2 separate regions of the Homo sapiens genome follow, and region 1 is linked to region 2. A link is a contact called in ENCODE Hi-C or POLR2A ChIA-PET data. All regions are on one chromosome and are shown on one strand. The core of a region is the stretch at or near the end of the contact, and the rest is flanking DNA. Distances in the headings are between cores, read along the strand shown.

What was found. Hi-C counts contacts between places; a loop is a spot of excess contacts on that map. ChIA-PET counts read pairs that join two places held with the same protein, here RNA polymerase II (POLR2A). Pooled maps may share reads with other maps.
Region 1: a loop to region 2 is called in a map of astrocyte of the cerebellum, with 7 times the contacts of the local background. The contact joins two enhancer-like sites. A Hi-C loop is called at or near these places in 2 of 168 maps with a recorded cell type or tissue (GM12878 and astrocyte of the cerebellum), 10 of 37 single-sample maps with no recorded cell type and 10 of 50 pooled maps. POLR2A ChIA-PET finds 5 or more read pairs at or near these places in 6 of 52 experiments (A549, IMR-90, PC-9 and 3 more).

The regions. Positions count from the first base shown.
Region 1 is chr2:10,787,698-10,793,341 of GRCh38, reverse strand. It overlaps PDIA6 (protein disulfide isomerase family A member 6), which reads left to right. Exons shown (of 13, transcript NM_005742.4): 5 at 140-246; 6 at 1,417-1,547; 7 at 2,509-2,623; 8 at 3,453-3,593; 9 at 4,361-4,445; 10 at 4,573-4,645. Among named protein-coding and RNA genes, the nearest start is that of PDIA6, 22 kb to the left of the region's middle. Within about 2 kb of position 2,586, at least 6 of the 41 ENCODE cell types and tissues checked have a DNase peak (open chromatin) inside an H3K27ac peak, as active enhancers do.
Region 2 is chr2:10,744,370-10,750,056 of GRCh38, reverse strand. All of the region lies in intron 3 of ATP6V1C2 (ATPase H+ transporting V1 subunit C2), which reads right to left. Among named protein-coding and RNA genes, the nearest start is that of ATP6V1C2, 26 kb to the right of the region's middle. RefSeq lists an enhancer at 4,490-4,549. Within about 2 kb of position 4,381, at least 5 of the 41 ENCODE cell types and tissues checked have a DNase peak (open chromatin) inside an H3K27ac peak, as active enhancers do.

The DNA.
Region 1 (5,644 bases), core at 1,337-3,836, 45 kb before region 2:
TCTGTCAGAGATACACGTGTCAGAACTGTGTCACACCTGGTGAAGCCGACAGTGAGGTAAAGACACAGTCTTGGGCCGGGCCAGATGAGGCACTTGCTGAAGGCCGGGCTGAGGACCGCCTACCTTCCGTCTCCTGTAGGTGGCAGAACTGGTGAAGCCATTGTAGATGCTGCGCTGAGTGCTCTGCGCCAGCTCGTGAAGGATCGCCTCGGGGGACGGAGCGGAGGATACAGTTCTGGAAAACAAGTAAGACCATAAAATGTCAGTTTTTAATGTGTCATAATTTTGAAGCCAGAGTGGATACCTTGTATAAGATAGTTGTTTTTTAACAGTATGTTAAAGTGGTGAACTCTCAATTAAAGAATAATAGAGGATTGGATCCACCGATCCCAGAGGGAACCAGCCCTCCAGCCTGCTCATTTGGCCTCCTCAGAATTGCTGTTGCCAAAGCCAGTCAGTCCCAGGGCCTCTTGCCACACCTGCAGTCCAAGTACCAGGCCCAGGAGCCACGTGCTGGCATCCCATGGCACTTGTAGGTCCAGAGTGGGGATGGGATGGACGGGTTTTCCTCTAGGTAGGCTTTGGCAAACCGTGATGAGATTGGATTACCTCTTGGCCTGTATCTGTGGCAGTCAGCCCCAAATCCATGGAAAATTCTACACAAATGGATAGGGAAGAAGAGAGAGAGAGAGGAGCAGATTGGTGTTTTAGATGCCCTTATGTGAAATGTGAAGCTTACACTGATGTTCTTGTGAAAAGACAAACTTGAAGATCTATCAATATTAAATGGGCTTTTACTTTTAGGAGACCAGTTACACTAGCTTCTTTATACAGGCTCAGAGCTTACCCAGAGATTTCATGCTCTTGCCTTTTATTTTAAACTTAGACATTTAATGAGCATAGTTGCCTGGCCCCCTGCACCCTGCCTGGCAACAGAAAGCAATGCTGACTGCTTCTTAGATTTAGTACTGAAGAACATTCTTCGAAAAAAGAAAAGGATTAAGTGTTATTTTTAGCTCTGTTGACTGGTAGGGACTTTGTCTATGAAAGATGTAACATAACATCCTAGGATGAAGCAGCAGCTGTACTTGAGTCTGAATTAGAACAGTGTTGTTCAGGTGGTTTTTTGAGCCATGTTGAGGTTTCTCTCTAAAAATAGCTGGTGACAGCATTCAGGTACAGGTTATGTGTTGTACTGAATGTATTGATAATTACTTGAAAGTAAAAGACTATTTGCCAAGCAAAAATTACAGTGCTGAGGAATGTACCCAATTTGAATACAACCGTTTTCACTATTTTATTCACTAAAGAAAAACCCTAAAACTTTGTTAAGATGTAGCAGTAGTGTTATTATTTAAAACAGGAAAAGTGTTCTTCTTGGCCCAATTGTTTGATGTTTAATGTCATAAATGACAGGGCAGAAGTGATAGTTCAAGTAAGAAGGATGTGATTGAGCTGACAGACGACAGCTTTGATAAGAATGTTCTGGACAGTGAAGATGTTTGGATGGTTGAGTTCTATGCTCCTTGGTGTGGACACTGCAAAAAGTAAGTGCCTTCTACTAAGTAGTCTGTTCATTCACAGTGTTTTCAGTACATTCATTAGCTTATTTTGAAAGAGCTGAAGTAGATAATAGATCACCACTAAGATCTCTTCCAGCAAAACTCTGACTCTAAGTGAATATTAAACATTGACATTAGCGCCAAGAGCTTCCACTCTCCTATTGCCAAAGATTAACAAGGGACTGGCTCATGTCTGGATTTAGGGGCAGTGGTGGAATGGGAAGCTCATGTGAAGGGTAGCATTGTATCTTTAGTAAAGCCACACACAAAATGTTTTCTAGGTGTGACATAATTGGGGATTGGGCAGAAATGCACAGATCAGTTAAAAAGTATAGGCTAGGCATGGTGGCTCACACCTGTAATCCTAGCTCTTTGGGAGGCCGAGGCAGGCGGATCACTTGAGGTCAGGACTTTGAGACCAGCCTGGGCAACATAGCAAAACCCCATGTCTACTAAAAATACAAAAAAATTGGCTGGGTGTGGTGGCGTGTGCCTGTAGTCCCAGCTACTTGGGAGGTTGAGGTGCAAGAATCTCTTGATTGTGGGAGGCAGAGGCTACAGTGAGCCAAGCTCACACCACTGCGCTCCATCCTGGATAATAGAAGGAGACTCTGTCTTAAAAAAAAAAAGAAAAGAAAAGAAAGGTGTTTGGGCTGCAAGTTAAAATGCAAGTATTTGGCCTGGTGAGGTGGATCACTTGAGGCCAGGAGTTTGAGACCAGCCTGGGCAACATGGGGAAACCCTATCTCTACTAAAAATGTAGAAATTAACAGTGGGTGGTGGCACACACCTGTAGTCCCAGCTATGTTGGAGGCTGAAATGAGATCACCTGAGCCCAGGAGATTGAGGCTGCAGGGAGCCATGATTGCACCACTGCACTCCAGCCTGGGCAACAGAGAGAGACTGTGTCTCAAAGAAACAAAACAAAACGAATATTTTTCTATAGCCTAGAGCCAGAGTGGGCTGCCGCAGCTTCAGAAGTAAAAGAGCAGACGAAAGGAAAAGTGAAACTGGCAGCTGTGGATGCTACAGTCAATCAGGTTCTGGCCTCCCGATACGGGGTGAGTATACTTATAAGGCTCATTTCATTGTGAAATACATGGTGTTTCGTTACTTCTTCCAATACTCCAGGCCTCCCTATGAGGTAGTAAAGGAGATGTTTAAACCATTTTGTAAGTGAAGAGATAAAGTCACTTTATTGTCATAACTAACAAGTCTGAAACTCAGGACTGTCAACTTTTCCCCCTAATGTCACACTGCTTCTGGTATATACTTAATGTGAGGTTTCAGCTTGCCCAGACTTATTCAAGTTGCTCATATGGCTGTTGTGAGTTGGTCCATTTGTTCTAGGGCAGGTACTTTGTGTTAATTATATACCAGGGCTTGAATATGATTGGCTAAACTTCACAGACTGTTAAAACTCCCTGATTGATAATTGACCTCTGTGAGTCATTCCTTTGAAATCTGTGCAGTCTGGAGAACAGTTTTGTTACATTAAATTACCTATAAGGCCAGAGTGGTGGCTCACACCTGTAATCCCAACACTTTGGGAGGCCAAGGATCACTTGAGGCCAGGATTTCAAAACCAGCCTGGCCAACATGGTGAAACCCCGTCTCTATTAAAAATACAAATATTAGCCGGGTGTGGTGGTGTGTGCCTGCAGTCCCAGCTACTCAGGAGGCTGAAGTAGGAGAATTGCTTGAACCCAGGAGGCAGAGGTTGCAGTGAGCTGAGATTGCACCTGTGCTCTCCAGCCTGGGCAACAGAGTGAGACTGCTTCAAAAAAAAAAAAAAAAAATTACCTATAAGGTGGTTTTAGAAACTGTAAAGATTGTGTTATTTTGCATTAAGTGTTAATTGGATTTTATCCTCTGACCTTTTTTTAATAGATTAGAGGATTTCCTACAATCAAGATATTTCAGAAAGGCGAGTCTCCTGTGGATTATGACGGTGGGCGGACAAGATCCGACATCGTGTCCCGGGCCCTTGATTTGTTTTCTGATAACGCCCCACCTCCTGAGCTGCTTGAGGTAAACCACTTCAACTGCTTGTAGTCCAGAAAGCTTTTTTAGCTGATGGTGAGGAATGTTAAAGCAGTGTGACACACTGTTCATTTTATGCCCTTAAAGATACTCTCTTTAAAGTGGTTTCTATACTTTGAAATGGAAAAAAAGTCTGATAAATTGCTTTTCATAACTTTTAGCATTAGAATAATTACACTGAACAGAAATACGAGCTTCTTAAAGATAGAGTGTATTCAATCACTCTTGCTTATCATTCTCAAAGTAATAGAACATTTATCAAGTACTAATCATGTAACAGGCACCGTTCTGGTGTCTTTGTATAGTTTTGTTTTGTTTTGTTTTGTTTTCATTTAATTCTCACATGAACACTGAGAGGTAGATACTGTTTTTAATCTCCATTTTATATATGGGGAAATTGAGGCACAGAGCCTCAAGTGTGTATAAACATATAAGACATATAATACATGTAAGTATAATCTATTTAAACAAGTAAGTGGCAGAGCCAGGCTGTGTCCAGGCATTGCGATTTCAGAGATGTTTGTATGTGTGCTAATCACCCCACCTCCACCACCACAGCTTCCACAGGCTTAAGAATCAGTAGCAGAAAAATCTCCTCTTAGAGAACATGCCTCCAGGTGTTTCCATACGAGGAAGTAGTCGTGGGAGAAATGTTTTCAATGAAAGTGACGGTGCGAAGGTCTTGTTTGCCAGCTTACCTTTAGGTGTTGTATCATGCAGCCTCCTGATTGTCCCTTGTCTTTTGGGTCCCACAGATTATCAACGAGGACATTGCCAAGAGGACGTGTGAGGAGCACCAGCTCTGTGTTGTGGCTGTGCTGCCCCATATCCTTGATACTGGTAAGACAGACGGAAATGATTTCCCTTAGCTGTTCTATGCTAGATGCTCTGAGAATACTTTCTAAATGGATTAATTTTATGGACTCCTTTATCTTTACCTTTAAAAAACTTTGTCTATTTAAATCAGGAGCTGCAGGCAGAAATTCTTATCTGGAAGTTCTTCTGAAGTTGGCAGACAAATACAAAAAGAAAATGTGGGGGTAAGTTACTGAGCTTACTGTCTGAGTGTCATCTGAACAGCTGATTATAGGCTTTCTTGAGAGTGGTTCCCCCGTGTTTTTGTAAGCTGTGTTCTATGTTTGCTCTGCTATATGTTTTTTTTTTTTTTCCCTCCTGCCTCAGCCTCCCAAGTAGCTGGGATTATAGGCGCCCGCCACCACACCCAGCTAATTTTTGTATTTTTAGTAGGGTCAGGGTTTCACCATGTTGTCTAGGCTGGTCTCAAAACTCCTGACCTCAAGTGATCCACCTGCCTCCACCTCCCAAAGTCCTGGGATTACAGGTGTAAGCCACCGCACCCGGCCTGCTCTGCTATATGTTTTTATTCAGGATGTGAAAACTTTATCATGGGAGGAAAAGAAGGAATGAAGGGCTGTCAGCACAGCATGCATTTTTCTCATAGGAATCATGTTTTACATGGTGATTGGAGTGCCAGGTTAGCAGGCAGACACATAAGGAGTAGTGCACCTGAATTCTACTGTGAACTTGAAGGCTGGGTGAGAAAGGGGAAATAGAATTGTTTCCTTCTCCTCTTCTGAGTTAAGGACTGGATCTAGGCACATTTTCAAAACAGTGTATCTCTTTCCTATTTTATCCTTTTTTTTTTTTTTTGAGACAGAGTCTCACTCTCTTGCCCAGGGTGGAGTGCAGTGGCACAATCTCGGCTTACTGCAACCTCCGCCTCCCGGGTTCAAAAGATCCTCCTGCCTTAGCCTCCTGCGTAGCTGGGACTACAGGCGCACGCCACCATGCCCGGCTAATTTTTGTGATTTTAGTAGAGATGGGGTTTGCACCATATTGGTCAGGCTGGTCTCGAACTCCTGACCTCAGGTGATCCACCTATCTTGGCCTCCCAAAGTGCTGGGATCACAGGCGTGAGCCACCGTGCCCAGCCTCCTTCCTATTTATCTTTTTGCTTCTTGTCCTCAGTATCCATTGCTTTCCCCAGGTACCTAGCGCCCCCTGTTGTCCCTCTCTCG
Region 2 (5,687 bases), core at 3,132-5,631:
TATTACTTAATCAGAAAATTTTTCTCATTGAAAGGGAACTAAGAGTCTAGATACTGTGTTAAATGTACTTTTTTCACTCCACAGTTTGTTGTGAACACCTTTTCACGGGAGAAGACTGGTTCCTCATTCCTTTCATTTACTGTACTGTATTTCATTTCATAGCTGTATCATAACAAATTCTCTACTATTGGACATTTGAGTTATTGTCACTTTGATATGGCGTCACAATAATACACACATTTTGCTCACTTGTGCAGGTATAGATAAAAAATAAGTTGCCTGGATCAGAAAACTGAACTTTGTTAAAAAACAAATAAATACATTTTTAAAAAGAAAAGTGCATTTAAAAAGAAAAAATAAGTTGCTAAGGAAGCAACTTCTGGAATTAAGAATATGAACATTTACAGTTTTAACAAGCAAGACTAAACTACCCTACACATGTACAAAGTCAGTATACACTCACACCTCAGTGTATGAGACTGTCTGCTTCCCTAAACCCTTGCCAACACAGGTATTATGAATCTTTTTAATCTCTGCCAATCTGATGTCTGAAAAATTATATCTCGTTGTTGCTTTGATTTGCATTTCTTTGATCATCAGTGAGGCTGGACATCTTTTCTCATGTTTGACTCTATAAAAGGCTATTTTCTTCTTCTGTGGATAGCATGTTCATATATTTTGCCGGCTTTTTACTGGCTTGTTCATTTAAAAAAAACTTTTTTTTGGTAGGGCCAGGGTCTTGCTATGTTGCCCAGACCGGTCTTGAACTCCTGGCCTCAAGTGATCCTCCTGCCTCGGCTTCCCAAAGTGCTAAGATTACAGGCATGAGCCACCATACCCAGCCTCTTTTAAAAAATTTTATTTGTTGATATATATAATTTTTTAGGTGTTTTGAAGACTCCATTCTTTTTTTTTTTTTTTTTTTTGAGACGGAGTTTTGCTCTTGTTGTCCAGGCGGGAATACAATGGTGTGATCTCGGCTCACTGCAACCTCCATCTCCCGGGTTCAAGTGATTCTCCTGCCTCAGCTTCCCTGGTAGCTGGGATTACAGGTGTCTGCCACCATGCTCAGCTAAGTTTTTGTATTTTTAGTAGAGACAGGGTGTCACCATGTTGGCCAGGCTGGTCTTGAACTCCTGACCTCAGGCAATCCACCCACTCGGCCGCCCAAAGTGCTGGGATTACAGGCATGTGCCACCGTGTCCAGCCAGAAGACTCCATTCTTGAGAAAAAGTTTTGAGCTAAGTGACATTCCCATTTTAGAGATGAAAAAAATTAAGACTCAGAGAGCTAAAGGTCACCCTACACAGTAAACTAGGGTAGAAGCAGAAATTGATCATAAATCTACACTTCTCCAAGGCCCATGGAAATTAGCTCTTCCATGTTTGTCTAAAGTAAACTCTGGCAGCTTTATGTAAAATGCCAGGAAAAAAATTTATATTAACCCATAAAAGATGGACAAACCATATTTTTAATTAAAAAAGCACTGTAAACAATATATAAAGACCTTGATTGGGATGTTGGTTACACTGATGGATGATACTTATTTGTCTAAACTCTCCAGCCTGTTCACTTAAGATGAGTACATTTCACTGTATCTTTTACCTTGTTTAAAAAAAAAAATTTAAGCAGATACTGCCTTAGTCAAGTGACCAAAGTTAACATCATACACATGGAAAAGACCAATGCTGTGTGCCTCCTGCAACGCACTGAGGAAAACAACATCACTTGTGCAGTGTTTTGCCAAAACTGCATAACCTCCGTCTAGCCATGAGGAAGCAGCACGAGTTCAAATTAAGGAGCATATTACAAAATAACTGACCTAAACACTTAAAAAACTCAGAGCCATCAAGGTCAAAAAGACTGGGTGCAGTGGCTCACACCTGTAATCCCAGCACTTTGGGAGGCCAAGGCAAGTGGACCACGAGGTCAGGAGTTCGAGACCACCCAGGCCAACATGGCTAAACCCCATCTCTACTAAAAATACAAAAATTAGCCGGGCGTAGTGGTGCATGCCTGTAATACCAGCTACTCTAAACCCTAAACTCTTCCAGGTTTAGGCTGGAAAGCTTTGAGGCTGAGGCAGGAAAATTGCTTGAGCCTGGGAGGCAGAGGTTGCAGTGAGCCAAGATTGTGCCACTGCACTCCAGCCTGGGTAACAAAGCGAGACACCATCTCAAAAAAAGAAAAAGAAAAAGAAAAAAAAAGTCAAAAAGTCTGTATAAGTGTTCCAGTTTAAATAAGGCTAAAGAGACATGACAATTTATGACAGAAGACAGGAAGCCATCTCAGTTTTTATTATTATCTGAGAAAATATGACATTTTATTTTGGTAGAAAGTGTGCTTTTTTTTTTTGTTTCAAAGAGATGGTGTCTTGCTGTGTGGTCCAGACTGGTCTCAAACTCCTGGCCTTAAGTGATCCTCCCACCTCAGCCTTCTGAGTAGCTGAGACTACAGAAATGTGCCACTGTCCCCAGCTTAGAAAGCACACTATTGAGACAAGCGGTGATATCCAAGTGAAATCTGTAGACCGAGTACCAGTATTGCATTCCTGATTTTGATCATCATACTAAAGTTATATAAGAGGATGTCCTTATTTTTAAGAAATACACCCTAAAGTTTTTAGAGGTAAAGGAATATCATGTCTGTAACTTACTGTTGAAGAAGTTCAGAGTTCAGAAAGAGAGACAGAAAAGACAGAAGCAGAGACAAAAACAGAGAGAAAGCAGATGTGGTAAAAGTATATGAAAAGTATGAGAATTCTTTTCTTTTTTTTCTTTCTTTTTTTGAGACTGAGTTTCACTCTTGTTGCCCAAGCTTGAGTGCAATGGTGTGATCTCGGCTCACTGCAACCTCCACCTCCCGGGTTCAAGCAATTCTCCTGCCTCAGCCTCCCGAGTAGCTGGGATTACAGGCATGCACCACCATGACTGGCTAATTTTGTATTTTTAGTAGAGGCGGGGTTTCTTCATGTTGGTCAGGCTGGTCTGGAACTCACAACCTCAAGTGATCCACCTGCCCTGGCCTCCCAAAGCGCTGGGATTGCAGGCGCAAGCCACCGCACCTGGCTGAGAATTCTTTTCATTGTCTTTCATATTTTCTGGAAACTTGAAATTGGTTCAAAATAAAGCATTTAGGCATGTAAAGCATATAACCCCACTTAAAAAATTATGTCAGTATATACCTAAATAAGAATCCTAAAAGAAAAGAAACCAAACTGTTGACACTGGCTATTATCTTCATGGATACAAGAATGGAGACCTGCAATTTCCATGAATTTATGTAATGCTATGTTTTAATTTGTTAAAAACATATTACTTTTGCAAATAGAAAATAAAAGAAACTACGGTTGGGCGGGGTGGCTCATGTCTGTAACCCCAGCACTTTGGAAGGCCGAGGCGGGTGGATCATGAGGTCAAGAGATCAAGATCATCCTGGTCGACATGGTGAAACCACATCTCACTAAAAATACAGAAACTAGCCTGGCGTGCTGGTGGGCGCCTGTAATCCCAGCTACTTCGGAGGCTGAGGCACGAGAATTGCTTGAACCTGGGAGGTGGAGGTTGCAGTGGACTGAGATTGGGCCCCTGCATTCCAGCATGGGTGACAGAGGGAGACTCTGTCTCAAAAAAAAGAAAAAAGAAGAAGAAAAAAAAAAGGAAATAAGAGAAACTGAAAATAAAATAGTAAATCATAACAAAATAAATAATAAATAACTAATAAAAATAAACATAGCGGCATTATTAACAATAGCCAAGGCTGGGCTCAGTGGCTCACACCTGTAATCCCAGCATGTTGGGAGGCCAAGGTGGGCAGATCACTTGAGGTCAGGAGTTTGAGAACAGCCTGGCCCACATGGTGAAACCTCATCTCTACTAAAAATACAAAAATTAGCCGGGTGTGGTGGCACACACCTGTAGTTCCAGCTACTCGGGAGGCTGAGGCAGGAGAATTGCTTAAACCCAGGAGGTGGAGGTCACAAACTCCATCTCAAAAACAAACAAACAAAAATAACCAAAAGGTGGGAGCGACCCAAGCATCCATCAATAGCTGAGTGGATACATAGAATGTGGTGTGTCCATACGATGCGGCACTAGTCAGCCTTAAAAGGAAGGGAATTCTGACATGCTGTAAGACATTGAAGACATCATGCTGAGTAAAATAAGCCAGGCAGAAAAGGTCAAACACTATATGATTTCATTCATAGGAGGTACGTAAAATAGCCTAATTCATACAGAGAGAAAGTAGAAAGGTAGTTGCCAGGGCCTGGGGGAGGAGGAAAGGAGGAGTCACTGTTTAATGAATACAGTTTCAGTTCTTCAAAATGGAAAAAGTCCTGTGGGTGGAGGGTGGTGACGGTTGTAACAGCAGTGTGAACGTACTTAACGCCACTGAACTGTACACTTAAAAATGGTTGGCCGGGCGTGGTGGCTCATGCCTGTAAACCCAGCACTTTAGGAGGCAGAGGTAGGTGGATCACTTGAGATCAGGAATTTGAGACCAGCCTGGCCAACATGGTGAAAACCCGTCTCTACTTAAAATACAAAAATTACCAGGGTGTGTAGTCCCAGCTACTTGGGAGGCTGAGGCAGGAGAATCACTTGAATCAGGGAGGTGGAGGTTGCAGTGAGTTGAGATGGTGCCACTGCACTCCAGCCTGGGCGACAGAGTGAGACTCTGTCTAAAGAAAAAAAAAAACGGTTAAAAAGGTAACAAATAGGCTGGGCACAGTGGCTCATGCCTATAATCCCTGCACTTTGGGAGGTTGAGGTGGGTGGATCACCTGAGGTCAAGAGTTTGAGACGAGCCTGGCCAACATGGTGAAACCCCATCTCTCCTAAAAATACAAAAAAATTAGCTGGGTGTGGTGGCAGGCATCCAGATACTCGGGAGGCTGAGGCAGGAGAATTGCTTGAACCCGGGAGGCAAGGTTGCAATGAACCGAGATTGTGCCATTGCACTCCAGCCTGGGCAACAGGAATGAAATTCCGTCTCAGAAAAAAAAAAAAAAAAAAGAAAATAAATAAACAAATGGTAATAAATGATAAAAATACATTTTAAAGTAATAAACCCATATTCTTAAAAATAGGCCGGGTGCGATGGCTCATGCTTGTAATCCCAGCACTTTGGGAGGCTGAGGCGGGCAGATCACGAGGTCAAGAGATTGAGGCCATCCTGGCCAACATGGTGAAACCCCATCTCTACAAAAAATACAAAAAAATCAGCTGGGCGTGGTGGCGCACGCCTGTAGTCCCAGCTACTCGGGAGGCAGAGGCAGGAGAATTGCTTGAACCCAGGAGGCAGAGGTTGCAGTGAGCCGAGATCACGCCACTGCACTCCAGCCTGGCAACAGAGTGAGACTCTGTCTCAAAAAAAAAAAAAAAAAAGAAAAAGAGAAAAAAAAACCCATCAAGCATGGGGACAATTATTGTAACAGTGAGACCTGTTTATGTAGTTCAAGTGTCAGATACTAGAATTTCCCCTTACGTAGTTCAAGTGTCAGATACTAGAATTTCCCCAAGTTAAACATCTGCAGCATTAAAGGTGAGGAGGCCTGGTCAAATGCTCGTCTATAGGTTCACAGAAGAGCATCAACAAATAGCTCATAAGCGTGAGGAAGAAAGCTCAACCTCACTTGCACAGGAATATCTTTTACACCAATTAGTTCAGTGTATAAAGAAAACTCC